3 separate regions of the Homo sapiens genome follow, and all the other regions are linked to region 1. The links are chromatin loops, found by intact Hi-C in ENCODE. Cell type or tissue: gastrocnemius medialis. All regions are shown on one strand. Each heading gives the region's core, and the rest is flanking DNA. Links, peaks and the distances in the headings are about the cores only. Region 1 holds the start of LOC124904251 (a long non-coding RNA gene). Region 2 overlaps NAPG (NSF attachment protein gamma). Region 3 has its middle 30 kb from the start of PIEZO2.

The links. A loop is a pair of places that touch in the nucleus more often than their neighbours do. Peaks named below come from ENCODE experiments on the same cell type or tissue, not always from the same donor. Only the 100,000 strongest peaks of a DNase experiment are listed, where the experiment ranks them.
Region 2: it touches region 1 in a loop (6-fold over the local background); 7 of 110 quality-filtered maps call a loop at or near these places.
Region 3: it touches region 1 in a loop (4-fold over the local background); 2 of 110 quality-filtered maps call a loop at or near these places.

What each region holds. Positions count from the first base shown.
Region 1 is chr18:11,855,352-11,866,239 of GRCh38, reverse strand. It overlaps GNAL (G protein subunit alpha L), which reads right to left. Exons shown (of 12, transcript NM_182978.4): 6 at 3,791-3,845; 7 at 1,634-1,707. It overlaps LOC124904251 (a long non-coding RNA gene), which reads left to right and starts at 5,729. Exons shown (of 2, transcript XR_007066297.1): 1 at 5,729-6,896; 2 at 8,114-9,079. RefSeq lists enhancers at 3,989-4,895, 8,613-9,170, 8,178-9,377. In gastrocnemius medialis, for the core only: a CTCF peak has its summit at 5,912; DNase peaks (open chromatin) are centred at 6,139, 8,579 and 8,899; H3K4me3 peaks cover 2,607 bases; H3K27ac peaks cover 6,469 bases.
Region 2 is chr18:10,528,933-10,539,820 of GRCh38, reverse strand. NAPG (NSF attachment protein gamma) reads right to left here. Exons shown (of 12, transcript NM_003826.3): 2 at 8,984-9,051; 3 at 7,026-7,110; 4 at 6,268-6,285; 5 at 5,325-5,355; 6 at 1-59. Among named protein-coding and RNA genes, the nearest start is that of NAPG, 8.4 kb to the right of the region's middle. In gastrocnemius medialis, for the core only: no CTCF peak of the experiment used is centred there; no DNase peak of the experiment used is centred there; H3K27ac peaks cover 873 bases.
Region 3 is chr18:11,174,149-11,185,036 of GRCh38, reverse strand. No RefSeq gene overlaps it. Among named protein-coding and RNA genes, the nearest start is that of PIEZO2, 30 kb to the right of the region's middle. In gastrocnemius medialis, for the core only: no CTCF peak of the experiment used is centred there; DNase peaks (open chromatin) are centred at 5,686, 5,976 and 7,285; H3K4me3 peaks cover 650 bases; H3K27ac peaks cover 5,646 bases.

The DNA.
Region 1 (10,888 bases), core at 1,504-9,503:
TGAGCTGATGAGCAGAATCCTTTCAAACAAAATCACAGATGTGAGATACAGCTTCATTGTTAGTAATTCCACTATGCCAGGGACTTGGTTATGATGTGGGCAAAACCACAAGTCACGCCAACTCCATACTGCACTGTGCGCCTCCCAGCAGAGAGATGTAGCTGGCTTTTATCCAGCCTGACAGTGGCCATGTGAAGGGTTCTTGGGAAATCTGGAAGTAGGTGTCTGTCACCTGTGCACTGAGGAGGGCGCTGGGCACTGCAGGAGTCTCAGAACACACTGGAGATCATGAAACTCTTGCTTTAAGGGACCTCACCCTTGAGGTCCCTTAGAGTCGAGTCAGACATGCTGAGGGTGACTGGGCAAGGTAAAGGGCAGTATACCATCAATGGCTGCATAGTAGATATGCAATGGGAATTCTAAGGGGTCACCATGGGCTGAGATTTGAGGGATGCTTGGATGCTTTTTTTTTTTTTTTTTTTTTAGAGACAGGGTCTTACTCTGTCACCCAGGCTGGAGTGAAATGGCCTAATCATGGCCCACTGCAGCCTTGAATTCCTGGGCTTAAGAGATCCTCCCACCTCAGCCTCCTGAGTAGCTAGGACCACAGGTGTATGCCATCAAGCTTGGCTAATTTTTTTTTTTTTTTTTTGGTAGAGACAGGGTCTTGCTATGTTGCCCAGGCTGGTCTTGAACACCCGGTCTCAAGCAATCCTACTGCCTTTGCCTCCCAAAGTGCTGAGATTACAGGCGTGAATCACTATGCCTGGCCTGAAGGAAGCTTTGATAGATTTGTGGGGTTTGCTTAGCACAGGTGGCATCTGAGGCTCAGAGGACAAGATGAACAGAAGCGCTACGGCAGGAAAAGCTGGGAGAACTGGAAGGGTCCTGACAACAGCCCAGCCTGGTGAGGCAGGTGGCAGGGGACAAAGCAGGCCTGGGGACGGGGCTGGTCATAGGCAGAGGGCTTGGGTCATACGGTGCACAAGCAGTAGTGAGCCCCGAACCTTCTTCAGCAGAGGAACAGCACGATCCAGGCCGTGCCGTAGGAAGATTCATTTCGTGGCACTGAGAAGGGCGACTGAAATGGGTAAGCCAGGGGACAGGAGACAAGCCAGGGCTGTGCCGAGAGAGTCTAGGGGCGGGGGAAGTGATGGAGCAGGACTAGGGTGATAGCTATGAGGATGGAAAAGAGCTTTGTGGAGGGAGAATTAATGTCTTATCATGAGGGAGCAAAATGAAGAAAGTAAGCTCATTTGGCTGAGTTTGCAGTTGGGCAACCCAAGAGATGGGCTGGAGACACACATAAACTGCTCATTTCAGTTCTCAACCTGTGACTGTGCATCTGAAAGATCAAAATTTCATGAGTCTCCTGATCTAAAAAAAAGGGCCAATCAAATCAACAACTCAGATGCAAACACTGCCTTCCTTTCAGGTGTCCTCATTTCTACTTTAAAGTAGGCAGTAAAATCAACACTTCAACTCTTGCTAGAGTTCAAATTTCACCCCAGCTGCTCTTACCTGAAAGGGCTGCCATGCACATTCAGGAATGAAGCCCCCTTAAACCTCACAGCCCTTCGGCTCTGGGACATCATGTGGCCCTGGGCCATGCAGCTCTTAACAACATACTCACTGGAAGTTTACTTTGTCCACTTGGAATCGTGTCTCAAAAATCCCAGATGTCAGAACTCTGCATCTGAGGAGGTCCTGGGAACAAGAAGAGGGAAACAAGCTGAGTTACATTACTGTTCTTCTTCAAGGTAAAGCCCGGGTATAACTATACCTCATCAATATTTTTCAAATAATTTGTTCCACTGTAAAGGAAACAACAATTAAGAACCAACATTGGCCGAGCATGGTGACTCACGCCTGTAATCCCAGCACTTTGGGAGGCTGAGGTGGGCAGATCACCTGAGGTCAGGAGTTGAGACCAGCCTGGCCAACACGGTGAAACCCTATCTCTACTAAAAATACAAAAAAACCAAATTAGCCAGGTGTGGTCACAGGCAGCTGTAATCCCAGCTACTTGGGAAGCTGAGGCAGGAGAATCGCTTGAACCCAAGAGGCAGAAGTTGCAGGGAGCTGAGATCGCGCCATTGCATTCCAGCCTGGGTGACGAGTGAGACTCCGTCTCAAAAAAAAAAAAAAAAAAAGAACTCAGACGAATGTTCTCTGTTTTATCCTCCAGAGAAAGCCACAGTTAATGTGTTGGTTTGGCCCCAAGAGACCTGATAACTGTGCTTTTGTTTTAAGACTTAAAATCATGTCTGCAAGAATCTTACTAACATATACCTGACAACCACAGTCAGGGCATCAGCATTCCAGAGGGACATCCCTGCTGGTGCTCTGTTGGCTTGGGTGAAACTCACGATGGCTTGGGTGAGAAACCAAAGGAAGTGTAACTCTGCACTCACAAGTCTTCAGCCTTATGAACTGGATGCTAGTTGATTTCATTTATTCTCTCTTCCCTGCACATTTCTGTTTCCTCCAAGATAAAAGATGTGGTACCCCGAGGGGACGAGAAAGCCACGCAGCCTCACAAAGCTGGCATCCCTGGTACATTTGGCAGATGTCAGAGTTTTTTTTTTTCCTGACCCCCAAATCCATGTGATTTTAAGGAAGCAGCCATTCTGTAATAATTCTGGAACATGGGAGGTGGTCCTCCCATTTTAGTATAACGAGAACTGTTTAGGACAGGTAAGTTAGTTGAGGGACTGACTCAAGACGAGGAAGCCTCCATTGCTTTGTCAGATAATTTCAAACTCTCAGGATCAGCCTTAGAGAGGATAAACTTCATGGGAGAGAGAGAAGCTCAGGCCTCAGACCTCCCACCTTGGGGGCCCAGGGCCAAGGCCTTGCAGGGAATACAGACTCTGGGGGAAGTTTGGAGAGTGTGGTTTGAACAGAGACATCCCTCTAACTTCCTTGGGGTTCACTGGCTCTAGAAGCACCTGAAGTCTCCTGAATTGAGCAATCCGGGGGCTCTCCAAGTCTCTGCAGCTGCCCGAGGGTCGAAGGGGCACAAAGATTCCCTCTCTGCTATTTAAGAATTGGTGGAGTGGGCTGGGCACGGTGGCTCACGCCTGTAATCCCAGCATTTTGGGAGGCCAAGGCAGGTGTATCACTTGAGGTCAGGAGTTTGAGACCAGTCTGGCCAACATGGCAAAACCCTGTCTCCACTAAAAATACAAAAATTAGCTGGGCGAGGTGGCAAGCACCTGTAATCCCAGCTACTTGGAAGGCTGAGGCAGGAGAATCGCTTGAACTTGGGAGGCAGAGGTTGCAGTGAGCAGAGATTGCAACATAGCACTCCAGTCTGGGCGACAGAGCAAGACTCCATTTCAAAAAAAAAAAAAAAATGGTGGAGTGCTTTTTTTTTGACTCAACCCAAAGGGGATGCTCTGGGTCACACCTGGAAAGTTCACTGTGATATGGGACCCCCCAGGCCCAGGGCCACAAACAGAATGGGCATAGTTTATGAAGCCAGGAAGTAAAGACTTCGCTTTCCTGAGGACAGCTCCAGGAGGAAAAGGAACGGCATATTCCTTATCTGCAGATAAACTCATTTGCATGCTGGCAATTTTGATAATCACTAAGTGCTAGAGTCAGGGGAGCAAGGCACAAGGTTTGATGACCAATCCACGCACACACACAGGGCAGTACAAACAATTTGCAAAAAGTAGGTATCTTAAGGATTTTTCCTTAATTCATTCTGAAATAATCATTAAATCATATTGGAAATGAATCTCAAAGTTTCTGGTGTGTGGTGGGGGACCCTAATTCCACATACCTGGTCTGTGGGTGTGTAGTCAACCAAGCTGACGCTGTCGATTCTTTCCAGGAAGCTGCAAAGAAAGCCAGCAAGGGTTGAGGCCTGTTCTCTGCCCACTTTCCCCTGGGGTTGGGGAGAAATTAATGGGACATCACCCAAGTACAGCAAGGATGGGGGCAGGCCAAGAAGCTGAAGTGAGTTCTTACTTTGTTTCCTGAATTTGTATCTGTCTAGATAATGCAACATTCTTGACCCAGGGAGGGAGAACTGCATTCTTTTTTTTTCTTTTTTTTAATGTTGCCTTCTCTCCCCTCTCTTCTCCACTGCCACAGCGCTGGGGGTGGGAGCTACTCAGAAACTGGGAGAGAGCATGGAGCCTCCCGTCCAAGGCTAAGCGAGTACAAGAATGTGTTGCAATGTAAACAAAACATGGAAGGTGACAGATGTCCCTTTAGTTTCCTAATCAAATCCAGATGTTGTGTGTGTGTGTGTGTGTGTGTGTGTATGACTGCGTGAATATGTGTAAGAGCGACTGAGTGTGGAGAGCGAGTATGTGGTGTGCAAGAGTAAATGTGTAAAAGTGTAAGGGTGAGTGTGAGAGTATGTGCGGAAAGTGTGCGAGAGCGAGAACGTGAGTGTGCATATTTGAGTGTGTGTGCTGGCAAACCTGGCGACGCCTGTTGGTGTCAGATCTGCCTGGCGCCCACTGTGTCCCACACAAGGCAGGATGGGAGCCAAGGAAGGCTGTGCGCCGCTCTTGGGTGATGACCCTTCCGAGAGGGAGCTGGGAGGCCGCCGAGCTCCCTCTCCTGAGTGACCACGGCCCCTGCACAGGCCTCCCCCGCCCTCTCTGTGCCAGCCTGGCTTTACCAAGGCATCTATCCAGGCTGCACGTTTCCCACTGACTCTTGGTTGATCTGTTGTTATTTATCTTCTCCACTAACATGTTAGGCCCTCAGGGCAGGTCTCTGTCTTGTCCACCTGGGAGTCCCCAGCACCTAGTGCAGGCCTGGCCCCAGTAAATATGGTGGAATGAACCAGTGTCCTCTGTCCCCTTCTCCTTCCGCGGCTGGGACAGGTGACCATTGAGGGCTGAGAGGCTGGGTCCCTCGGGGACCAACAAGCACTGGGAATGGGTTAAATGGCAAGCAGGGGACAATTCTGGAGACAGAGGGGCAGCAGGGACCCTAGAAGGAAGAAGGAGAGCCAGCAGGAGGGAGGGGTCGGGGGGGCCCAGGCTCTCTGTTGGTGCTGGCGTTGACGGGAGGCCCTGGTACTGAGGAGAGAGGATGGACGGCCTGGAGGCTGCGCTGGCTCCCTGCCTGCCATGCCAGTTGGCTGGTTCTGTCCTTTGGTAGGTAGAGGCAGCAGACATGTGCCCATGAGCATTTCATGCAGAGGAGGCGATGTTGCCTCCCAATCTCCCCATCCTCCCACACCAGCTCCTCTGCAGGCGCCTGTGAACCTCAGTGTGGGCAAGAGGGAGACGAAACGGTTCAGAACACAAAACGCCACCCCACAATGAGCCCTTCAGCATGTTGACTAATTGTAGCTGAAGGCACTTGAGAAGCCTCAGCTGCAAGGCTGGCTGGCTGGCTGACCTCCCGCTCTGTCCCAAAAAGCAGGTCATGAAATCTTCCCTAAGAAACGTGCCTGCCCTGTACCAGGAAGAGGAGAATGTTCTTATCACCAGGGGTTCGGAGTCCACCCTGAAACTGATCTGTACAAACCCACCAAAATAACCCTTGTCTTTCATTAGTCACTGCCCCACAATGACTGCCCCTAGAAACTTGAACCTTTCTCCTGTGTCACTTCTCCATAAATTTATCATCTTTTGTTAAAAGGGTATATTAGCTCTCGGTCCTAACAGCTTCTTTGGGTCTTCATTTTTCTTATGAAAGTTCCCGTGTGCATGTAAAAATATTAAATAAAATGTGTATGCTTTCCTCCTGTTAATCCGTCTTTGTTAGTTCACTCAGCTACAGAACCTAATGGGAAAGAGGGAAGTTCTTTTTCCTTCCCTACAGAGGTCAAAAGGGGTCCATTTTAGGAACCACTTGGCCAAAGACAGTAAGACTACATAATTTCCTTGGACATCTTAACTCCTTCCTTTTGGAAAGCTAGAGACAGTCCCTAGTGGCCAAAACTGAGGCATGGCCATGGGATGACATTTTGGCAGCCTTCACCCATGAACTTGGGTTTGGCACCCCCAGGGCAAGTAACCCAGAAGCAGAATACACAAAGGGGCAGGAGTGGATCTGCTGGTGTTTGGGATGGCCTTTCATAGCGATAGGAAACAGTGGGGGCAACTGTGACCTCAACTGTCATGAATGAGTCATTTCCCTGGAAGCCAAGGGAAACAGGCTATGGGAGTGGTGTCTGTGACTGCATTGTCTGGTGTGCAGTCATTAAAGAATGTTAGCCAGGTGCAGTGGTGCACGCCTTTAATCCCAGCACTTTGGGAGGTGGAGGTGGGTGGATCGCCTGAGGTCAGGAGTTTGAGACCAACCTAGCCAACATTGTGAAACCCTGTCTCTACGAAAACTACAAAAATTAGCCAGGTGTGGTGGCACGCATGCCTGTAATCCCAGCTACTTGGGAGGCTGAGGCAGGAGAATCGCTTGAACCCGGGAGGCAGAGGTTGTAGTGAGCCGAGATCACACCACTGCACTCCAGCCTGGGCGATAGAGTGAGACTCCGTCTCAAAAAAAAAAAAAAGAATGTCAACTGCTCCTGGCTCTGCAGAGGTATGGCCCAGGTGACAGGGCTATTGAGAGGCCAAAGGGACCCTGATCAGCCAGTGGTGTCTTTGGAATAGGTGCTGCAAGCTCTGGGAGGTGCTACTGCGCACCAGAAGGTTGGTGAGTTGGCCAAGGGTGTGGAGCTGGCTCCAGAGGGGAAGGAACAAAGGGAAGGGACCCTCTGGGAGCTGGAGAGACTTGGGAGCCTGGAGGCAGGAATTCCCTGCCATTGCCTGAGGCCTGGTTTGGAAAGTACAATGCAGTTTTGGCATGGTGGTTGCTGGCCTGGAATGTGGTGGGGTGAAGAGCGTGGTGGAAGGACACACTGAGTTCCTGACCATCCAGCAACAAAGGAGCAAAAAGACCTTGGAATCCATGAGAAGGTAGGAGAAGTTTCTGCCGGGGTGGGACGGGAGCTCTGAACTGGGGCTGGACAGTCAGATGGGTTTCTGGGTGAGAAGGCTGCTTCCCTCACAGGCTACAACAGTTGTAATCAGAAATGGTCGCAACTTTTGACAGGGTCCAGAGCAAAGGATACAGAAATGAATTCGCTCTGATGAAAAGAGCTGGAAGGAACTGAAAATTAAATATGAAGCCTGTGGCTATAGTTAGAGTTTAGGAAGTAACCTATTTAAAATGGGATGCACATAGGTTGGAGGTAGGTGGTGAATGTATTCAGATGATAATAACTAGTCTAAGTAGAAAGAATGAAGTATGGTTAACCAAAAAATGCCTCTGGAGTGCTAGAGAGATGTGATGAGAGGACGTGTGAGTGCATCTTCCTGTGCACTATGAAAGACCAGTGACTTTGAGATGCTGACAGTGATGAGGCTGGTGGGTCTTCTCCTGTCGCCAACCTCCAAAATGGATATTCAGAGTCCTTCCAGCTCTGATTCTCAGAGATCTAAGTGAGACGTGGGAGGTCTCATTGAACATTTCCAAGAGCTGCTTCTGATTTGTTGCTGATGCTGAATGGTACCGAGTTCATGCATTTCAAGTTTGTGCAATGAAAATAAAATGTGAATATTCACCCCAAAATGTGAATATGCCCCCAATTCTTTGAAAGACTTTCTAAGGAATAAATAATAGAGTGGTAGATTTCTGCCAGCCTTCTGCCTTGATCCTTGTTTCAACTGGCATATTTCCAAGCATGTTGCAGGAGTACTTTTTCAAATTGGGGCTTCTGTGATTACATACATAGAGAGAATTTTAAAGGGGTCTCCCAAATCATACATAGAATTTTGCATATGATTACATTTTAAAGGGTTATAACATTGCCTCCTTAAATATGCCACTGCATGCTGACCAGAAGAATTAAGCAGATCTAAAAATCCCTTGCAGACTATTCACTCCAACTATTAGATGCAGAGGTGCAAAACTATACCAAATTAGCATTGTAAAAAATCACTTGCATTGTAGACACTATAAGGAAGTAGTTAAAAAGAAATTTACTCTGATTTTTTTTTCATTATTTCCTGTGACAGCTGAGGACACTCATGTTTGCAGAAATGTTTTCATTTTCATTTAGATCCCCCTTCTGTTTGATATTAGCAAAAGTAACAATGCACTGTTTATATCCCATCTGTTGTTGGCGTCAAAGAATTCTTATGGCCATGGAATTGATCATGAAGAGGAACAAGGAGAGTCATGAAAAGATGAAAACTATTCTGTTAAATGCCTTTGTAATCAAACTACTGGATCTGAGAAAAAAAGTACCAACTGAATTTCCATGTATTTAAAATTTTTTGTGTGTGAAAACATATAGCAATTGGAAATCTGTCAAGGCAAGTAAAAAACTTTTCCCAATGTTAATGAAATTTGACTCATGATATTTATCTACAAGACATAAAAATATAGATGGATCCCAGATACTCAGGAGGCTGAGGCAGCAGGATCACTGGAGCCCAGGAGTTCGTACTGGTGGAGAAAAACATTACTCACGTGGTGACAAAGTACCAGGCAGTTGTAATGCACAGCCAGAGTTAAGATTCCCTGCTCCTTAAAAGGGGTTCCCAGACTCGCAGCATATCGGCGTCACTGGCAGACCCACTGCGTCAGCATGTGCAGCTGAACCATGTCCCAGGTGATCAGTGATTCATGGTGACTCGTCATCCAAGAGCGTGTTCCTCTTGGCTTTCCCCACCTCCCTGCTTTATGCTCTAATCTCTGCCTGAACCATCATTTCTCATGACTCCTGCGCTTCCTCCTTCCCATGGGGTAAAGTCCACACTTTTAATGTGGCCTCCAGCCCTTTGCAGTCTGTCCAGTCTCCCCTTCAGTCTCTTTTAACATCACGTGAACCCTCCACTCCAGTCAAAACTCCCTGTAGTTTTTGGCCTCTCAGATCCTGTGTCATTCCTGCTTTTTTTCCCCCTTTGAAACCTGAGATTAAACCCTGCTGGCTCTGGGAAGCCACTTCTAACTGCCATGACACAGCACAATATCCCTTTCCTCCGGCACTTACTGTTTCACAATTTGGTGAGCATGGCATGCTGCCTTATACTGTGATTTAATCCTTTTTAAAGGTTGAGGTATAAAATAACATAAACTGTGTAAACAGTCCTGATCTTAAGTGTTCTTGATTTTTTTTTTTAACATCTGGGTACGCCTTGTCCATTTTTCTTTTTCTTTGTATGTTTTATCTACCTATCTGTACTGAATATCATTTAAGGGCAGAAGCATGTTCTCATCTCTAGAAAGAAGCCCCACATGGCATGCATGTTTTGGACTAAATCTTTCCCTGGATTGTCATTTAAAACGTTTTTAAATTTAAAAAACTATTTATTTTTATTTTTTTGAGACAGTCTCACTCTGTCACCCAGGCTGGAGTGCAGTGGCACAATCATGGCTCACAGCAACTTCCCCCTCCTGGGTTCAAGGGAGTCTCCTGTCTCAGCCTCCCGAAGTAGCTGGGATTACAGGTGTGCACCATCATGCCTGGCTAATTATTTTTTTGCATTTTTAGTAGAGACGGGGTTTCACCCTGTTGGCCAGGCTGGTCTCGAACTCCTGACCTCAGGTGATCTGCCCACCTCGGCCTCCCAAAGTGCTGGGATTACAGGTGTGAGCCACCACGCCCCACCTGTATTGTCATTTTGAGTAAACACTGCTGAATTGTTTGTCCTGGCATTTCTCAGCAGGGAGAGGATGTACAAACCCTGAAGAACAGAGGCAAACATTTCATTGTGGACAAATGCTGTGAAGGAAGAGGACACAGCTCTTGAGTGTCCATACTTGGGACTCTGTGCGCTTAGGGTGCCTGCTTTACCTGCCTGTCTGCTGTCATCAGAAAGCTCGAGGCACTATCAGGAGTGACCACCCAGGCCAGGCACACGTTTGCTATGCAGTGCAAGGAGCCCACTGTGGGAGGCACCACACCAGGCCCAGAGACTGACACTATGACAGACATTGCCTGGCCCGGGCTCCCTATGGAATTTGCAATCTAATGTAGAAAAACAAACCTAGGTAAACCAGACAGCATTTTGCTAATTCCAGTCAGTTGATTCAACACAAAAACAAAAACAGGGGTCTGCTCATCAGTTTCCTTAGTGTCCACTGGCTTGCAGCTTTTTGCTATAAAGATCTTGAGCTTTGGACTTTGGCTACAGAATTGCCAAGAGGATGTTGTGTTTTTGCAGAGGAAGTCCCTCCCTTCTGCTTTATAGTGTGCTTGGCCAGCTGATGCTGATACTATGCTCAGTTAATAAGGTTCTCTTATCAGACTGGTGCTTATTTTCAGCACTTTTTTTTTTTTGAGATGGAGTTTCGCTCTTGTTGCCCAGGCTGGAGTGCAATGGCGCGATCTCGGCTCACCGCAACCTCCACCTCCCGGGTTTAAGCAATTCTCCTGCCTCAGCCTCCCAAGTAGCTGGGATTACAGGCATGTGCCACCATGCCCGGCTAATTTTGTATTTTTAGTAGAGACGGGGTTTCTTCATGTTGGTCAGGCTGGTCTCGAACTTCCAACCTCAGATGATCTGCCTGCCTCGGCCTCCCAAAGTGTTGGGATTACAGGCGTGAGCCACTGCACCTGGCCCAGCAGTCTTTTCCAAATCAAAGACAGCAGGGCGGGCACACAGTGTCCAAACCTCATGGTCTGCCTGTATTTAAAAGGCATCTAGATACATTGGCATTCCTTCAGCAAGAAACAGCTTTAGTAAGAAAATTCCCCAGCAGCACACACAGTATCATCTGGGTTCCTGAACTGAAATAAACTAAAAGTAGAGGAAAGTATTTTGTGAATTAATCCAGTCTACCTTTTTTCTTTCAATCCTAAATCCATGTTAGAAATTGTGCACTTGAAGGCGGAAAAATGAAAGGAAGAAATATAACTAGTAGTTAAATGGAAGATTAACTAGTTAACTAGTTCCCTGAT
Region 2 (10,888 bases), core at 1,137-9,136, 1.3 Mb after region 1:
AGATACATCATGCTGGCCTTCTCAATTAGCTGAACGGCCTCTGGTAGTTTCTGCATCTCCTTTGGGCAAAGGATACAGTAGACAGGTCAGCAAATGCATCAATTAAAGAAAAACAGAGTTAACAATCTGAAATGCAATTATTTTTTATTTTAAGTTCTGGGACACATGTGCAGAATGTGCAGGTTTGTTACATAGGTATACATGTCCCATGGTGGTTTGCTATACCTATCAACCCATCATCTAGGTTTTAAGCCCCGCATGCATTAGGTATTTGTCCTAGTGCTCTCCCTCCCCTTATTCCCCAGCCCCCGACAGGCCCAGGAGTGTGATGTTCCCCTCCCTGTGTCCATGTGTCCTTGTGGTTCAATTCCCACGTATGAGTGAGAACATGCGGTGTTTGGTTTTCTGTTCCTGTGTTTGTTAGTTTGCCAAGAATGATGGCTTCCAGCTTCATCCATGTCCCTGCAAAGGACATGATCTCATTCTTTTTTACAGCTGCATAGTATTCCATGGTGTATATGTACCACATTTTCTTTATCCAGTCTATCACTGATGGGCATTTGGGTTGGTTCCATGTCTTTGCTATTGTAAATGGTGCTACAATAAACATACGTGTTTACTGTATAAACATACGTTTCTATAGAATGATTTATGTTCCTTTGGGCATATGCCCAGTAATGGGATTGCTGGGTCAAATGGTATTTCTGGTTCTAGATCCTTGAGGAATCCCCACACTGTCTTCCACAACGGTTGAACTAATTTACACTCCCACCAACAGTATAAAAACTTTCCTATTTCTCCACAGCCTGGCCAGCATCTATTGTTTCCTGACTTCTTAATCATCACCATTCTGACTGGCGTGAGATCTCATTGTGGTTTTGATTTGCATTTCTCTAATGATCAATGATGATGAGCTGTTTTTCATGTTTCTTGGCTGTATGTCTTCTTTTTCTACAAGGAACTTAAATTTACAAGAAAAAAAAAACCCAATCAAAAAGTGGGCAAAGGATATGAAATACAATTATTTTATCCCTAATTCATGAAAGTAAATGACTCAAATACATTGTATAGCAATAAAGATATTTAAAATGAAATGCTTCACATGATTACTCTCCCAATCAAGCTTCATTAAACCCAATCAAAAAGGTACCAGGTAATTTCTACACAGAGTTCATCATCACTTCACAGACCTTTGGGAAATCTATGAAAATAGAAAAAACCAAAAACCTTGCTCTTTACTGTTTTCTAAGCACTTCTTATTCTTTAAACATTTACCAAGTCCCTACTACATACAAGACCTATGCCAAGGATCACAAACTGGCAGCCCAATGACTCTATCTCACTTCCAAGTGTGTTTTGCTTGATCCATGCAGTATTTTTAAATTAGATACTTTCATGAAAATTGTTTTATGGCTTTCTTCAAAAAAATATCAAAAGCTACGGCATCAGCAGGCTTGCATCCCTGTATGGCAACAGGCTGGGGCTGGGCAGCACTGTCCCGCCACATGAGCATGCACCTCCTGGCGCTTCTCCCCGCTCTTCACTTCCAAATGCCCTCCACGTCCCAGCTGCTCATTCATTTTAGTTATTCCTCTACACCCTGAGTTCATCTGAGTTTGCAACCCTCTTCCATGACTAATAAATTCTGTATCTTACTATTAATCTACACATCTCAGGATCATGCAGTCCTAATGTCTAATATCTCCAAATCAAACATTTTAAAAATAAACTTAAAAAAAAACACCGTTTAAAAGCTAGTTATAAAGTTTACATAAGCAACTTATTTAGTGTTGACTTGCTGTATCTTAAGGTAGGCTCCACACTGACATCTCATGGGTGGTTTACAAATCTGCCTATTCAGTCCCTTGCTAAGTTGACAAATTCATTAGGATACCCTTAACAAAACTGGTCTCATTTTCGCCAACCCCAAAACATAACTTTATTATTTAGCTATGGAAACTAACAATAACACAGACTGAAAGACACTGTATGAAATAAGACTGCTATCATTCACTCAAGCAGAATGAAATGCTAATGCATTTCCAAACCTCAGTGAAAAAATAAAAACAATACTTTTTTTGTTATAAAACCAAAAGTCAATGAAAGAATCCGAGTCTACAATATCTGCTGAAAAATATCTGAATGAACAGGGGAGGTAAACCTAACAAAATCTCTCTCAGACACATTAGTCCTGAGGGTCATTTTGGCTTTTAAAGAATACAACTGAACCTTGAACAGCAGAGATTTAAACTGTGCTGGTCCAATTATACGCAGACTGTCTTGCTCCTCTGCCACCTGAGACAGCAAAACCAACCCCTCTTCTTCCTCCTCCTCCTCTTCCTCCTCCTCAGCCCAAACGTGAAGACTATGATGAGGATGAAGAGCCCTATGATGCTCTACTTCCACTTAAAGAACACTAAATATATTTTCTCTTCCTTACGATTTTCTTAATATTTTCTTTTCTCTAGCTTTATTCTAAGAATACAGTATAAAACATATTCCATACAACATACAACATATGTACTAACTGACTGTTTATATTATTTATAAGACTTCCAGTCAGTAGTAGGGTAGTGGCTCACGCCTATAATCCCAGCACTTTGGGAGGTTGAGGCAGAAGTATCACTTGAGCCCAGGAGTTTGAGCCCAGCCTGGGAAAAACAGCGAGAACCAGTCTCTACCAAAAAAATTAAAAAATTAGCAGGGCATGGTGACATGCACCTATAGTCCCAGCTACTCAGGAGGCTGAGGTGGGAGGATCGCCTGAGCCCAGGAGGTTGAGGCTGCAGTAAGCCATGATTGTGCCACTGCAATCCAGCCTGGGCAACAGAGCAAGATCCTGTCTCAAAAAAAAAAAACAAAAACAGGCTATTAGTAAAGTTTTTGGGGAGTAAAAAGTTATATGTAGAGTTTCAACTGCACAAGGGGTTGGCATCCCAACCCTTGGGTAGTTCAAGGGTCAACTGTATTTCCTCCCCAAATATACCTACCCACTAATTACATATATAATGTGAATCTACAACATAAAAGCATTTGGGAGGATAAAAAAACCACAGGAACTATTCGTCATGAGTTTTACCCAGTAGATAGAGCAAAAAATACATTAGAAGGCAGTAAAAATGGCATCCGAGTCCTATTTGTTGTTTAAAAATTAGCAACTACATCTTCCTGTTTTTGCGTAAAATCAAGTGAGGCTGTGAGTAAGAGGTCCAACCACAATATTGATACTTCTCCATAAAAAATGATGAGCTGCCTACTTGAAAGTTATACCCTCCACCATAAATATGCCTATTTTCAATGGCTGTGTGCCAGTGGAGCAAACAGGATATGAAATCACAGCAGTCATCAAGTGACAGAACCAAAGGTTGATCCAACAAGTTTCTGTGGCTTCCCTTGTGCATATGTCTACAAAATGGCACTCCCCAAGCCTTTCTGGTGAATCAGTGTGAAGGTTTGTATGACAAATTGGTAGAAATTTTAGCCCACAGAATTGTGGACCACGTAGCTCAGGGGTCCTGTGCTCCCAACAGTGTCCAAAGGCATTTAATTTAAATATAAGACAATGCCAGAAAGCATTTTCCTTCATCTGTTTCCCTATCCACTAAGTTAATTTTCTTTCATTCAAAGTAGTGCCTTTCCAACCCTCAAATTAAATAGATACTTGAGCAATGGAAATGATGCCTGAATAATAACTTTTGATGAAGATTCAAGTCTTAGTACAGCTGTTGTAATATAAACTGAGGCTGTGAGAATTAGAGTGTTTGAGCATTTCTTAAACAGGCATGAAGTACACTAAGAATGTAACAGCCACCTGGGAGCTTCCTAATTCTCAGAGGAAAATGAGACATAAGAAGACCAGAGCAGATCCCCAGCTTCTTTGGCCGTAAGAGAAACTCTATGGTTTCAAAGGAACTGTGGTTAATAACCTAACTTGCGGCACCAAATACCAATTCAGTTGCATGTTTGGCCAGAAAAGCTTTATTTCAATGGATATATAATAGTTTATAATAAGGAAGCATCATAATTTATTTAAACACTTTCCTATTATTATTATTACTTTGAGACAGAGTCTCGCTCTGTTGCCCAGGCTGGAGTGCAATGGCACGATCTCGGCTCACTGCAAACTCTGCCTCCTGGGTTCAAGCAATTCTCCTGCCTCAGCCTCCCAAGTAGCTGGGATTACAGGCGCCCGCCACCATGCCCAGCTAATTTTTGTATTTTTAGAAGAGACAGGGTTTCACCATGTTGGCCAGGCTGGTCTCGAACTCCTGATCTCAGGTAATCCACCCACGTTGGCCTCCCAAAGTGCTGGGATTACAGGCATGAGCCACTACATCCAACCTCACTTTCCTATTATTCAAAATTTAGATAATTGGCATTTCTTCAAGAAACAACCTGATGCATAAATCTTTGATCTCTCTCTCTCGATGATAGACTCACAGAATTGAAATTCCTGGGTCAAAGACTATAAAATCTTTTAAACTAAGTATGTTAACAGCTATTACTAACATTCTTTAACTTTTCGGTATTTTTTATTGTCTACAATGAGCATGTGTTCACTAAAAAAATGAGTAAGTTCACATTATAAAAGTCATAGAAATTAAAAACAAAAGCTTTACTAAGGTAAAAGTTCTTAAAAACAAAGCTTTATAATAAATACTTGAAAGTAGCTTTTACCATTTTAGAAAAAAACATTTTTAAAAAAGAAAGACAAATACTTCATTTCAACTGCCAGCTGGCATACTTTGAAAGTCAGCATCATAAAGTAGTATGTTCTGTCTCACCACAGCAGGACATTAATTCCTGGCCTGCTTTTGAGGAGCAGAAGTACAAACAGTGGCACAGGTACATTAGTTGGAATATTCCATGCAGAATGAATTAAAGTAGCAAAAGCTTAAATCTGTGGTTGTTTCTGCTGCCAACTGTTATTCACATAAGTAAAAATCTCTTCTATAACCCATGTATGATAATTTTTTAATATTTATAAAATTTTACTACATTTAGATGTCCTTCTCAAAAGTAGAGAAACTTCCCATAGAGCTCTTTTTATAGCAATACACATCTATCCTGGTTATAGAGCTTAGAACATTAGTGTTCCCAGTTCACTCCAATACATTTTCTCTTAAATTTCACTTTTAACATTCCTTAAGACGTACAGAATGTATTCTATGGGTCCAATTAACGTTACCGTGGACAGAAAATCTTAACTTAGCACCTCTTGCCTTACAGTAAGGAAGCTTTTCAACTTCAACAAAAATTCTTGTTTAACACCTTGTAGTTAATTCATTTTACCTACACAACAATTGTGACATAACATTACTGACCTTCAACATCATTCCAGCTTGCTCATAAGCTCTGCAAAGAGAATATAATTTCTCTGATGAGATCTTAACGAAATAAGGGGTAGAAGAAACTTTCTGGTGAGGAACTACTGGTAAGGAAAGTGACTTCAATTACAATGGGCTCATGCACAACATATCACTTCAGGCTTATATTACCACACAATATAATTTTTTATTCTTTTTTTGTGGGGAATAATGGCTTAGAACATCAGACATTTGAGTTAAAGAGATTTTATTTTGCAGATGCAAAATTAAGTAAGGCTCAGTAAGGTTAAATTAATTTCCATCTGACAAACCTAAACCTAAGTTTTTTTGTTTGTTTGTTTGTTTTTGGGATGGAGCCTTGCTGTGTCGCCCAGGCTGGAGAGCAGAGGCACGATCTCAGCTCACTGCAACCTCCATCTCCCAGGTTCAAGCAAGTCTCCTGCCTCAGCCTCCCCAACAGCTGAGATTACAGGCACGTGCCACCACATCCAGTTAATTTTTGTATTTTTAGTAGAGACGAGGTTTTTCACCAAGTTGGCCAGGCTGGTCTTGAACTCCTGACCTCAAGTGATCCGCCTGCCTCGGCCAACAAATAACTACTCTCCACAAGGCAAGAGAAAGCTTCCTGCTTCATCTCCACAGGCACCATTAACTATCAAACAGAGGAAAAAAGAGATCCTAACTTATTTTTTTCCCATAGGCTACTGAACAAAATGCTCCTAATAAAATATTATGGCAAATTTAATTTAAACTCTTTACATCTTACAGTTAGGAGTAAGTCTTGGTTTTTAAGGTTTAGGTAAAAACTGAAGCAAAGAGAAATGATTATTATTTAAATCAATACAAAATTTATAATTTGGGAAAAAATTACCAACCTACAGAAAAACAGCAACATTTAAAACATAATTTGCAAATACATGAAAACATGAAGAATACTTACTTGGCAGCATGAAAAAGACTGAATGGAAGTAACGAAGTCAAAGTTAAGGAAAAAAGAAAAAAATCAATAGTTTCTATAGATCAACTATTTAAAGACAGTTAACTAAATCACTGACCCAGTTGGTTCCAAAAGACAAATCCTACAAACAGGTAAAAAAGAAGTAATTCAATACCTGTCAATATAGTTTAAAACTACATAATTCCCAAAACCACTAACAAAACACTGCACAGATTTTAAACTATTTCTATTACGCAATAATCTGAAGTTTTACTGAAGTACAAAGTTATTATGACTACAGTTTGCAAATAAGAGAAACATTTTTTATTGATAAGTTTGCAAACACCTCAAGAAAATGTACTGTTTTAAACTACTTATAATTTTTATTTCAAATACCTAAGGAAAACTGTATTTAAAAAAATTGATACAGTAGTTCACGTGTTTTCAATACCTGTGCTACTTCTTCATTCTTCAGCACATGTCTACAGATTTACTTTACTTCATCCCAAGTAAAACCATCATCAAGTAAAATCACAAACAATAGAAAGTAAGTATTGTAGCTCTGCGAACCAGTGTGGACCTTATAATCAAACTTCATTATAAACGCTCCTTCATAGTTTAAAAATACAGAATTTTTCTAATCATTTTCTAATTTAAAAACATTTTACTTCACAGGTAGTAAAGTAAATTTACAGCAAGAGAAAACAGCTTGTCAAAATCATCTAATTGTTTAATTTCTTTTTAAAAGTTGAAAAAGATACGCCCTATTATTTTCATGGGCAACAGCTTCCCTCAGGCAGGCATCTTTTGCTTGCTCAAACTGTTTGGCATTTTTAAAAGCAACAGCTGAAATAGAAAAAAAAATTGACTATTTCCATCATTAAAAACCTCAAATGAATCATTACTGAAATCTGCATTTTATATGAAGTATTATAAACATACTTACTTCAAATACTTAGGAAGTATCCTAAAACTATAAAATATTACTTTTTTCTAAAGCAATTTCCTTACAACTTTTCCAATTATTGGTAACTTACGAGTATTTTTAAAACTTTTTCTTTTTTAATTGTTGACTACTGGCAACAAATCAGTGTTTCTTCCACTCAAAATCAAGAAGTCTTTCTAACACCAACACTCCCCAATACTCCCCAGTAACCGGCAGATTCTTCAGTCACAAAAGACAGCACCTTACTTCACCAGTTTTACCTTTAAACGGTATTTTGGGTATAGGTCATTCGATTAGGTAGAAACTGAGGGCCAATAAGCACATTTAACAGTTTTTTATAATAAACCTTCCTTTTGGCACAATCTTTAAATGTCTAACAATGCATTTTTTTAAAAAAACAATCTTTTATACTGTTTACTATCTATGAAAAAGATGTCTCACTGTTCAAACAGCTAAAGCATACTGAAAGCTGTTTTAAAAGTGTAATCATCAAAACAAAACAGGAGTGCTTATAACATATGATCTTACAAATTTTGGAAAACTTATCAAGGGTTGCTTACAAAGAAGCAAAAAGCATAATGCTTTAAGAAAAGTGCTATTTGTTAAAAACACTCTTAAAATTCTCTTTAATAAAATGTGAAAACCAAATACTGAAGCTATTCCCCTCCCTGCTTTTCCATATGTTGCTTTTTAAAAAATTTATTCTGATTAAATAGGTTTTCCATAAGCCCTTAAAGAAAATAAACAAAGGATGCTTCAGGGGGAAAATTTCATCTAAAACATTTATTTTTGAATGTAATTCATGATCTCAGAGGGGCAGAAAACAAATCTGTGTTAAATTTCCCTCACAGAGGAAACTTGCAAAATGTTGTTCCCTTCTGCTACAGAAGCCTCCTTGCATGAGTAGTCCACAAAATTCATACAAAGTTTGAACTTTTAATAATTTTCAAGTATAAGATAAACAATTTGCATGATGCAAAAAAACAGAATTTACTCAGATTTAAATAAAAGTACTGAAGACTCATTTGCTGTTTAACCAAAAGCACTTGCCCCAGATGATCTCTATGCTAGGCTAACAAATGTGATAAGGGCTATCGCTGAAATACAACTGAAAATGTGTTCAAGGTACTTCAAAATTTTGTTATATTTATACTGCAAATTATCACAGGTATGCTTAAAGCTATCATTCTGTAATTCAGAATGCTACATTTTTAGTAAATTCCCTTTCTGTTGCATATTTTAGATTGTTTATATCTTATATAAAGATAAATTGATTAAAATATGTATATAGCTTAACACTTCATGAACACTGAACAGATACACTCAAAGTGAGGTTCATAAAAGACATAAAATACCAAGCAAACATATGATTTGCGTATCAGGTTAAGATGAGGCTAAGTTAACAAAAAATTTAACAAACTCCTAATTCAATAGAAAGTATAATAGAGAAATATGGCAAAACTCATGGATATGGTATTCAAATAACTGGAGTTAAAGAATATATAAGCAACGCTAAAAACCCACTACTGTGTATCACCAACCCCGCCCCATCCCTGCTGTCATAGACAGCAGGTACCAGGAACTCTGACTCAGCTCTCAACACATCTGAAAATAACAAGTGGAAAAAAACTCAAGGGCTTGCACAGTTGTTTTGTTTGTTTTTTAACTATTAAAGCCTTATAGAAAGCATATGAGTAAGTATTATGGTGAAATGAAGTTATCAGACTATTTTAAGATTACATACTGGAGCAACTGGACTATAGTCAAAAATACCTGCTTTTCCATATTCAGAAGCGGCACTGTCATAATCTGGCTTCCATTTTAAAAAACCAGTTTTCAGGCTAGAATGAAAAAAACACAGTTAACAGGAGTTACCAACCACATTTATAAGTCAGATCTCTGCTTGTAATGACCTTCTAGGTCTTTAAAAAAAAAAAAAAAAAGGAGAAACCATCAGGCACAAACTCTGTGTCACCCGCCTCCATCCAAACTTAGGCCTAACAAACACAACCTCACCTCTTTCACTCCCACTGTCACAGGTACGTGGTTTTCCTCCTAGAGGTTCTCAATTCATGGTCCCTGGACCAGCACCATCAGCACTAACTGGGAACTTACTAAAATCGTAAATTGTTGACCCCATCCCAAGCCTACAGCACCTCTGAGGTTTAACGAGCTCAAAGGTGCATTAAAGCTTTAGAACCTCTGAAGCACAGTATCGACAGCAGAGGGATTCATGAAACTGACGCACAGACAAGAGTCTAGAGACATAAATGGAGGCATCATAAGCATATGTCAAGAGCATAGATGAGATCAGATCCCCTAGTGAGACTGCAGAGAGAGAACAGAAAGACTAAGGAATACAATCATTCAGTGAAACAACAGAGGAAGTAGGCAAAAAAAAAAAAAAAAAAAAAAAAAAAAAGTGAAAACTCGCCACCCATAAACAAGAAGGATAATCAGAAAGGGAAGGATATTACAAAAGCCAAGAGAAACTGCTTTCTAGGATCACTACTGGCTTCTTGGATGCCAAACCAAAGGACAATCAATTTTGAATCCTTAACTTACTTGCCTTTTCCTCAATATTTATTTTCTTATTTTAAAATAATTTCAGACTTAGTTTAAACTAATTCAGTAACTGTCAAATTTGGGTGTGCATAGAAATTGCCCAAACCATCGTAAATTCTAAATGTCATTCAATTAGTGAAGGCCTGCTTGCACAGAACACTGCTTGCTTCAAATGACTCAGGGGAGTATCTTAACTGAAAGATGAGGCATCTGTATGAGCACTCAGAAGTACAGCCTTCATTATGTGACAGCCATGGGAACTGCCACAAAGTCATAGCTTCTTTTTTTTTCTTGAGATAGGGTCTCGCTCTGTCACCCAGGCTGGAGTGCAGTGGTATTATCTCGGCTCACTGCAACTTCCGCCTCCCAGGTTCAAGTGACTCTCGTGCCTCAGCCTCCTCAGTAGCCGGGATTACAGGCTTGTGCCACCACACTCAGCTAATTTTTGTATTTTTAGTAGAGAAGAGGTTTCGCCATGTTGGCCAGGTGGTCTCGAACTCCTGGCCTCAAGTGATCCGCCCACCTTGGCCTCCCAAAGAGCTAGAATTACCGGCATGAGCCACTGTACCCAGCCAGCTACAGTAACATTTTTTGCCAATTAAATTTATTCAACATATTTAGCATCTAAAACTTGTTTGTGTATATAGTGTTACAAGATTCAAATTAAAATAAGCAATTTTTCAAGCTTACCAAGAATTTCACTGTTCAGAAAAATAATATCCTTAAATTGTGGTGTGTCTACTCAAATCTACAAAATTGAGGAAATATGCAATATGCAAAATGCTAACCCTCTGTTCCTATCCCATAACAAACATTACATTCTGTATATTAACATAATTTTTTTAATCCCACTAAAAACAAGATACAATCACTCCGTCACCTAATGTGCTATACACGGAAAGACCCAGAGAGTTTAAAACTGGGCAAACCATCCCAAGTCACATGAACACCACTAATAAGGAAGAAAGATATACAGCTAATTTGGGTTTAGCAGCCATACCTGTTAGTCCTTTTGACCTTTTTCTCCAAAGAATCAATAAGGAAACTGACCAATTTCCACAGAAAAAAAGAAAACAGCAAAATTACCATCTGTGTGGGGATCAATTTACAAAA
Region 3 (10,888 bases), core at 1,902-9,901, 680 kb after region 1:
TCTGTTCTTAGTTTTATGGTTGGTGTTAAGGATTATGTATAGGACCTGGAATCCATTTAGAATCAAGAGCTGTTTTTAGCTGGTTATGTGGTTGCCTAATTCTAAAACATGGAAAGTATCATGAATGTTATTACTCTTACTATCACTCTTAATTTAAAAAGTTACAGTGAATCCGGGCACAGTGGTTCCCGCCTGTAATCCCAGCAGTTTGGGAGGCCAAGGCGGGTGGATCACCTGAGGTCAGGAGTTTGAGACCAACTTGACCAACATGGTGAAACCCTGTCTCTACCAAAAATACAAAATTTAACTGGGCGTGGTGCCGGGCGCCTGTAATCCCAACTACTCGGGAGGCTGAGGCAGGAGAATCGCTTGAAACCAGAAGACGGAGGTTGCAGTGAGCCAAGATTACGCCATTGCACTCCAGCCTGGGCAACAAGAGTGAAACTTCGTCTCGAGAAAAAGTTAAAGTGAATTGAATCAGTTGATTAGTCCACAATTGCATATCTGTTTCTGAACATTTGGTACATCAAGATTATTTGGCAGAAACTAATATATGGCAAGAAGCTAAATTAGGCATTTAAATAGAAGGTTAGCTTTAGAGACCAGTCCAAAGTGGTTTTGTAAGTGTAGTTTATTTCTCATTTTACATTATCTGAGCCTGAATAGGTCTACCATGCATTGCATAACAAATTTTTAAGCATATTTACTCTTGCAAAAATGTCAGTGCCATTCCTTAGGAGTTTGAAATATAGAATTTTACAAAGGATAATCAAAGAAGTGGAACATGAGTGTGCTGTTCTATTTTACTGTACCAATCTAAAGGAAAATGAGCATGATTACCTTGGAATATATCATTTCTAGGATTTCTTCTAAGCTTTACTTAACATTTAATAATTTCTATGGTATACCTGAGGAATCATTTCATTGTTTTAAAATATTTTTATATCAGCCTTACACTGTTCCTTTTTTTGTCCTTTTAAATATTCCAGGACTCAGAGATCTTAGAAATATAAGTACCTAAAGTACTTGTCATATCTAATATTCTTCCAGATAGCCTCCCTCAATTCTCTTCTATTTTATACATTTGATCCACAGCATGACATGTGCTACAAACTGAAACTTGTAAATCATTCCCACTTCTGTAAGACTCTATTGAAAATAATGAAAAGCTAAACTCTTGCCTATGCGCACTGAGTCACATACCACATTCTTGGCTTGAATGGTAGTTAAGCAGAAAAATTGACTGAACAATTTCCAGTAATTCTCAGTGGGGTTAAATGACACAGGGAAAAAAGTAATAGTGATGGTTACAATGTGTAATGATAGAATCGAAATGGAAGAAGTTTGCTCATTACAATAACCTCTCTTGAAGGTGACATTAGAAACATATTATCTATTGAGTTGGAGGTTTCAACCCATTAATGGGTCACAACCAGAAAAAATTTTTTAACAAAATAGAAAAAATCGCAAACAGACTACATCATATATGGTAAAGATAAATATCATTCCGCACAATTTTGTTTCTGGGCCAGGTGTGGTGGCTCACTCCTGTAATCCCAGCAATTTGGGAGGCCAAGGTAGGCAGATCATAAGATCAGGAGATCGAGACCATCCTGGCTAACACGGTGAAACCCCATTTCTACTAAAAATACAAAACATTAGCCGGGCGTGGTGGGGGATGACTGGAGTCCCAGCTACTCGGGAGGCTGAGGCAGGAGAATGGCGTGCACCCGGGAGGCAGAGCTTGCAATGAGCCAAGATTGCACCACTGCACTCCAGCCTGGGTGACAGAGCGAGACTCCATCTCAAAAAAAAAATAATAATAATAATAATAATTTGTTTCTGGTTTCACACATGTGTATGCATGGTCTAGAAGTAAAATTTATTTCTTCCAGTGGGCTGTAGTTTAAAAGGCTTGAGGGTGATTACTCTAGAACAGTTTCCTAATCATTTCAAAATTGGCCTGAGCTCTTCTGTAAAATAGAAATCCTTGACCCCTGCTTAGGCTCATGGTGGTGTTATTTTTCTTCAGCAGTCTTCCCCAGATGATACTACTTCCAGAATATAAATTAAGGAGACTTTTCACTCTTGCAGAAGTGTTTAGGAACAAGCAGTAGCTGGAATGTGGGGTAAGGAAGTAGAAGTCCCAGACACCACAGGTCTCCCCCAGGCTCCTTCTCTGCAGGGCTCTGACCCTTAAAACCAATGGTTTCTCCAAGCCAGGTCAGAGAGAAAGGACTCCACCTGCCCTCCCTTGGCTGGGACCCAATTTGTCTCCAAAGAAGAGTCTACTTCTCAAGCACCTTGCTCTGAATGTATGAGTATGATTAGTGTAACAGATTGGGTAAAAGCCCAACCTTTTTTAACATGAAATTGGCTACATCAATAAAAAGTCAAGATTTGGTTACAAAGCAAACACAAGGTCCTCTATGAGGTCCTGATTGTGTCTCCTTCACAATCACTTTCAAGGAAGGTCATCTGTGAGTTGGGTGGAGAAAGGGAGTCCCTGCAAACAAGCTCAGTCTCATACAGAGTAGATATTCCTGGAATTGAAAGGTGTCTTAATATTTGGGATCTGAAGTATATTCTTTGAATGTCCAGTCCTCCAGCTGTCACACAGTGTTATGCAAAGAACTGCTTTAGAGGTCCCTGAAATTTTATATATATAATTTATATATATATATACACACACATATACACATTTTTATATAAGAAATATATACATATATAAATCTTATTTATAAAGCATTCCAACTCTTTGTTATTCTTCACATGTAATATGATAATAGGCTCTGAGGATGATTTTTCTAATGCCAGAAGAAAATCAACAAATTCCTCCTGAGCCTCCATTGTCATCAATTATACCATTGATTTATTCATGTATTTTCATACATTTTACTAATCTAAATGTATAGTATGGTCAAGGGTGTGTACTGATGGCCAAAAGAAAGTCTAACATGAGCAAGAGGCATTAGAAATATCATTTGACCCAGCAATCCCATTACTGGATATATACCCAAAGGATTATAAATCATGCTCCTATAAAGACACATGCACATGTATGTTTATTGCAGCACTATTTGCAATAGCAAAGACTTGGAACCAACCCAAATGCCCATCAATGATAGACTGGATAAAGAAAATGTGGCACATATACACCATGGAATACTATGCAGCCATAAAAAAGGATGAGTTCATGTCCTTTGCAGGGACATGGATGAAGCTGGAAACCGTCATTCTCAGCAAACTAACACAGGAAGAGAAAACCAAACACTGCATGTTCTCACTCATAAGTGGGAGGTGAACAATGAGAACAAGTGGACACAGGGAGAGGAACATCACACACCAGGGCCTGTTGGGGGTTGGGGGGCAAGGGGAAGGATAGCATTAGGAGAAATACCTAATGTAGATGATGGGTTGAAGAATGCAGCAAACCACCATCGCACATGTATACATATGTAACAAACATGCACGTTCTGCACATGTATCCTAGAACTTAAAGTATAATTAAAAAAAAAGAAAATAGAAAAAAATAGATAAACAAATACAAATAATTAATTCCTTAGTGCAGTGAGGGAAAAGCACATTCACTTCTCATCTGTGAATCAATCTTTCAGCTGAATATTTATTGGTGTCATGCCAGGAGGAGAATGAAATGGGATGGGATGGAGACAGAAATGTCTCTGCTTCTCATCATTGCCCAGCCCCTGTGGCTTCCTGTCCCGTTCCCAGCTCTAAGCCCACAACCCCATGAAGCCCCCAGATTTGCCGCTATTCTTACTGGCTGGAGGCCCCACAGGGCAAGAGAAGTCATCACCAGAAGGAGACTTTTGGAAGGTTCATCGCTTGGCACAAATTGGTCACCTAGGCTCAGTTACTATGCAATGAACAGAGGAGGTGTGTGGGTTACATTTTTCTCCCTAATATCCTAAACTGTAACCTGGTCTTTGTAATAGAAAGATTGTTCTAAATGGTGTTTGGATTCAAAAGTACTGTAATTTAGTTGTATAATAGATTAAATCATGCTGAATGAATTGGCCTAATTACTGATCTAATGGTAACCCACCTCTTTTTATTCTGGATTTAAAGCAAAAATAACAGAAATATCATTAAACTCTTGGAACACACAGCATTCTGCTAATTCGACTTCTTCTGTTAGATGCTTGAGATGGATTTTTCTCAAGAAGAATATCACTACTGACAGAATATATCTTCGTAAAATGAATGGATTTATTGCTGTGTCCCATAGGCTGACTCTTAAAAATCACTAAAGACCTTTCTCATCTTATTTGTCTTTTAAAGCAAAGCATATATTATGAATGCATATAAATTTAATAATATCCTTGTTAAGTTACTCCTATATTTTGATATGAACGATTCGGTGAAATTGACAAAGATCAAGTTCCTTGAAAATGAGTTTGTTTTTCTAAAACTGAGCAAGTCTGGACGAAATATGAACCAAATATGATCTTTAGAACATTTGATTGACTTTATTTTCTGAGTCAAATGTAAAGTAAACTCAAAGAGGAATGAGGGCTTCAGAGTTTACTGCTATTGACTCTGCCAGGCTCAACAAAGAAGGCCTGTGAGCCCATGGAGGGGCCTGAGAGCCGTCCCCACGCACCCCAGCCCAGCATTCATAATAATGACTTATGCACTCTGAGATGCTGTGCCCTAAACACACCAGAAAGCTGCTGAGTGTTTGACAGGTCCATAAATCATCATGCCCAGGCGGTTTTGCACCCTGTGGAGTCACTGGCCCTGGGGTTTAAGCCCTGGGTTTCATTGCCTGCTTTAGAGGGCGAAGCCAGAAAATCTCCTTTGGATGTAGCTGTAACTTTCTTGTTCATGAAGCCTACTGCAATCTCATGCCAACCTGGTTTTTCCTGTGGCTCTCTTGGACACTCGTTCCTTAAGCCATAGGTGTTGTGGCATGAAGATTTTATTCTATAGGTAACGCAGTCCTTCTGTCCTTGCAACTATGAGCTTTAAGGAGAGAAATGAGGTTTCCAGATGAAAAAGAATGCAGAATGACCAGTTCCTACAAAAGGGCAGTATCTTTTCCTTTTATTTATTTATTTATTTTATTTTTATTTTTATTTTTATTTTTATTTTTAGGGACAAGCTCTCTCTGTCACCCAGGCTGGAGTGCAGTGACATGATTATGGCTCACTGCAGCGTCAACCTCCTGGGCTCAGGCAATCCACCCACCTCAGCCTCCTGAGTGGCTGGGACCACAGGTACACACCACCATGCCTAGCCCATTTTTGTATTTTTTGTAGAGATAGGGTCTCCCTGTGTTGCCCAGGCTGATCTCAAACTCCTGGGCTCAAGTGAGCCTCCCACCTCAGCTTCCCAAAGAATAAGGATTACAGGCGTGAGCTACTGCACCCACCCTATTTTATTTATATTTAATTTACAAAGCTCTACATGGTACCCCTTAGGTCCTGGCATTAGTAAGGCCCCACAAAGGGTCATGTGGACCATTCCCTGGGTAGTCCCCTATAAGTCCTCACCTTCCACACTCCCACTGCAGTCATCTGTGACAGCTGCCACATGGCTTCTCCTGTCTGCACCAAGCAGAGGTGGCAATGTTGGAGAAATGCCCACCTCGACGTCAGTTGGCTCCACTGTAAAACCACGTCTCTGACTTCAGTTGGTACGTAGCTGTGGGCGTTCATGCCGTCACTAACCCCAAAGGAGAACTCTAAATGGTGACTGTAAAGCCTCCTGGGATTCCTGTGAGCTGGACGGGGTGCTTTTACATGGCCTCACTGTCCTGAGGCAGCAAGTTAGTTGTGAAAGGGCACCAGGCCCCAGAGCCACAAGAAAGGCTGCATTGAACCACGTGTGTATTTTCTTATCTCTGCCGAGCGCCAGTGTAACCAAAACTTGTCTGTTTCTCACATTACAAAATCCTAAATAAGCATTCTATCAGGCCCCTTAAATTAGAAACCTCATCAACAAGACGTTCAGCCAGCAACCTTGCCATTGCGTAACAAGGATGGCTAGCCACCCACACCCTCCCGCTCCATGGAACCTAGACTCAGCCAGCTGTGGGTTGTGCTGGGCAGAAATCGTTGTGTCGGTTACTCTTGCTGTTTGATTTATTCTCCTGGTTGATTTAAGTCAGAGAAAACTGTGACAAAGTGACAAGGAATAACACAATCAAAGGACCTGGATGCAAAAACTGCTGGACCACTTATGTCTTCAGGGATTTTCTGCAGCAGTGAATGACATGGGCTTGGCAATTCCCCTTGGGCCCTTGGGGCCACTGGCAAACTCCCTGATGAGAAGAATCACAGAATCAAAATACAATACATATGTTAATTCTTCAAAACATTATCTGATCATGTTACTTTATTTACGTATGGAGCTTTTTTTGAGTCCTCTGCAATCAACCTCTCCACTTCTTCACTGAAATGCGATCATCCTTAATTCTTCTCTGTTCCTTACCCCCACATTCATTCATCTTTCTTTCCAATTTTAACTAGGATCTTTTTCATATTCTGTCTCCAGGATCAGTACCATTCCAGACTGTTGCTAGAAAAAGTATTCTGGGGCCGGGCGCGGTGGCTCAGGCCTGTAATCCCAGCACTTTGGGAGGCCGAGGCGGGCAGATCACGAGGTCAGGAGATAGAGACCATCCTGGCTAACACGGTGAAACCCCGTCTCTACTGAAATGCAAAAAAATTAGCCGGGCGTGGTGGCGGGCCCCTGTAGTCCCAGCTACTCGGGAGGCTGAGGCAGGAGAATGGCTTGAACTCGGGAGGCGGAGCTTGCAGTGAGCCGAGATCACGCCACTGCACTCCAGCCTGGGTGACAGAGCAAGACACCAGAAAAAGAAAGAAAGAAAGAGAGAGAGAGAGAGAGAGAGAGAGAGAGAGAGAGAAAGTAATCTGAATCGCAAATCTGATGAGGTTCCGCCTCTCTGCGACCCCCTTTAGGGCACCTCCATCCAGCAGAGGAGCCGGACTCTCCCACTTCGGCTCCTGGACTTCTTACCCCGGCCTTCCTGAGGGCAGCCTGACCTCAGTCAGAACCACCTTGTGTCCCCATCGGAGTCTTTCCTGTCTTTGCAGATAATGAAGGTCAGCCAGATTCTCCCACTCTCCTTGTCTCTCACAACTCAGATTAAACCTTCTCATCCCTCTCTCCCTCCTCATAACTATTAGCACTGATCTCCACCACAGCCAGGCAGAAATCAGGGCGAAACGTGTCATAGCTCTTGGCCATTTGGTCACCTGTGCCTTCTCTCTGCTAATCCAGCCCCTTGAGGACAGGATGGGCCAGGTCTATGGCACCCGAGAGACGGGGTTCTGCTGTTCTCTGGGCTTGATCGTGGTCATCTGTCTGACCTCTTCCTCTTTGAATAACCTCCTCTGTCAGCCAGAGATGAAGTCACCTGTCTTGCAGAGTTACTGTTAGGATTAAATGAAACAGTGTAAACATGTTTCTAACATAGTGCCTGCAAAGCAGGAAGTGCTCACAATGATTTCTGTGTTAATGTCCTTATTCCAACAGACTACCTGACAAGTCCTCCATTTAACATTTATTCAGTCAGCAGCTATATATTGAGTGCCTGCTATGTGCCAAACACCCTACTATGTTCTGGGTACACAGAGTTGAAAAAGACACAGCCCTGGGAGGCCAAGGCGGGCAGATCATGAGGTCAGGAGATCGGGACCATCCTGGCTAACACGGTGAAACCCCGTCTCTACTATACAAAAACTTAGCCGGGCATGGTGGCGGGTGCCCGTGGTCCCAGCTACTCAGGAGGCTGAGGCAGGAGAATGGCATGAACCCAGGAGGCGGAGCTTGCAGTGAGCTGAGATCGCGCCACTGCACTCCAGCCTGGGAGACAGAGCAAGACTCCGTCTCAAAAAAAAAAAAAGAAAAAGAAAAAAGAAAAAGACACAGCCCTTTTCCATCAAGGAGTGCAGAATTTCCTTGTGGTGACAGTGAGGAAAGAGGCACTCAGCATTGGGAGTGATAAGTTCCATGATAAAGATCATAATGCAATGTTTTCTGAACACTGTGCATATGACTGATGTTTTAATCAAAAGAGCAGGAGAGGAGGAAGGAGGCAGGTTGCTTGTGGCTTTGTGGCGTTGCTAACTTGGTATCTTTTCAGTTTCTTCTTGGGGGCAGTCCAGTGTTTCTGTTTTCCAGGGTATAATGCCTATTTGATGCTTCCAAGGGGAATTGCCTGACCCGGACACTCGAGGTTATTTCAGGACTGATGTTCCAAGGAAAATGCATTATCACCTGATGGTTCTCTTGAGCTTTATTCAACTTTGCACTGCCTGCTGATGTTTTTTGCAGGAGATGTGGGGGCCAGGGATGGTCTGAGTCATATGGAATCACTTCAGATGGCAATCCTGAGAGCCTTACAGAGGGAGGGCGTGGACAGACTTTGCCAAATCATCATGGAATTTACCAAGTGGCATACCCTGAGAAATGCAAACATTCCAAGAGACACTTAATATTACTATCCTAAATGAGGAGGCACTTGCCAAGCTATGTCTGGGGTCCAGGTTGTAAATCTTAAGTTGCTATTACAGGTGTAAGATATTATGAAAAGAGAGTCTGTACTCTGACGGTGACTGAGAGATTCACGAAGCTCTTCATGGTCGGAACATAGTTATTGTTTTCGAGCTCTATGTCTCTCCTTTGTTGCTAACATGTCTATAGCACAATTTTTGCTTTGCATTTGATATACATGTGATTATGTGGTTTCCTTTACTTTTCAAATAACTTTAATCCTGTTTATACATAGAACACAGGACTACAGGGAATTTTTCAACACATTTTAATTTCAGAGATTTCTTCATGACTGCCTTCCTTAGGCTGGTCACCCACTCTAACCTCTGTGTCTTTCGAGGGCCTTAAGTAATGAAAGGAGACACGGGCCTGGGGTTCCAGGGTCCAGGATGTACTATCTGGGCTCAATGATACTGTATATTGAAGTGAAAGTGACAATGGGGCAGCAAAGGAGGCAAAGAAAAGGAGAGGGAAGCAGAGGTAGGAATACAGATGGAACAAAGACCTGCTCTTTCACTGGGATGGTGAAGGGGGCCCCCGTGGCTGGGCATAAATTGGCAGAGAAACTTGTGCTGACCGAAATCTGTGTGCTGAGGCCTGTTTGTCTTTGATCTCCCAGAAATATTTTTTTCTCTCATCTTTGTCATGGGACAATCCCAGTCACTTGTATCTGTTCCATTCCATTCTGAAAATGCTCCAGAGAAACTGAATTTGAAGGAAATAGTGAAAGCTGTAACTTGGAAGGGGAAAGGAAAGAGAAAAGGGGACGAGGAAAGGAAAAAGTGTGATGGAGAGTTATGGGAACATTTTACAGCAAGTCCTTTCAAAGCCAGGAAGACCTACTTTTTATATTCATCCGAATTTGCAGATTCATATTAATTTAATACAATGCCTTCATTGCTGTTCTATTCTTTCTCTTAGGGAAAAAGGGGAATGAAAAATGGTTTGCTGCTTCTCCTCTTGGCTGCAGAATACAATTACAAAACTGTAAAACTATGATGTTAAATACCATAGCTCCGTAATTACCAAACCAAAATACTAGGTGCATACCAAGCTACACAGTCACAAAATTGCTGCATAGTTCTCATAAACTTCATAAAACCTCTTAAAATAATCTTAATCTTTTTTATTTTTTAAAGTGTTGAAAATCAGAAGCTTTACCTATGAGACATATGAACAATCTTAAACATTAAAGTCATTTAAAAATGCATAGACAAAAGTACATAAACTGTTCAAAAATTAGAAGTCTTTTTGCTTTCATGGCTTTCTAAGGTCTAAATATTTATGAGGCGTAATTTTCTCCGAAAATCTAATCCTATTAGCAGTTTTTCCCTTGGAGATAACTAAATTAAAAGGATTATCTTAATGTCAACAGAGTTTTATTGAGCATTTTCTACATATTTGATGAAAAAGCATTGGAATTTTCCATTGTTTTGAAATTATTTAATACTTAAATTTTTCATAAACTTTTTGAAAATTTTTATTTGTATAGAAAAAGTTGAAAGGATAATACAATAAATACTTGTATGTCCTCCATGCAGATCCAGAAACTTTTAACATTTATTATATATGTACATTTGTTTCCTCTTCCTCTGTTTCTGTCTCTGTCTCTGTGTGTGTGTACACATGTAATCATATATATTATGTATAATATATTTGATATGTGTATATATACGATTTTTATTGTCTTAAGCATTTGAAAATAAATTACAGACATCATGAAATTTCACTCCAAAGAGTTCAGCAGGTATGTCCTAAAAATAAGGCCCTTCTGCAACAATACCATTATTACATCTAATTAAAAAACAATAATTTAAAAATATAATTTAACATTCAATCCATATTCAAATTTTCCCCAAAGCCCCAAGAATGTCTTTTTTTTTTCTTTTTCTTTTTTTCTTGCTCTGTCCCCCAGGCTGGAGTGCAGTGACACGATCTTGGCTCACTTGGCAACCTCTGCCTCCTGGTTTCAAGCAATTCTCCTGCCTCAGCCTCCTGAGTCGCTGGGATTGCAGGCGTGTACCACCACACCCGGCTAATTGTATACTTAGTAGAGACGGGGTTTCACCACATTGGCCAGGCTGGTCTCAAACTCCTGACCTCAAATGATCCACCCACCTCGACCTCCCAAAGTGCTGAGATTACAGGCGTGAGCGACCACGCCCTGCCAAGAACATCTTTTATAGTATGTTCTTTTTTTGATCCAAGATTCAAATCAGTGATTGTTCCTGTTAATGTTCAAAATTCCCAAAGCTCACCTGGGCAGATCCCTTCCAACCGTCTCCTGGGTTATTTGAGCCAATCCGTGTCATTCTTTGAGCCTTTGTTTTCTGTCACAAGATGT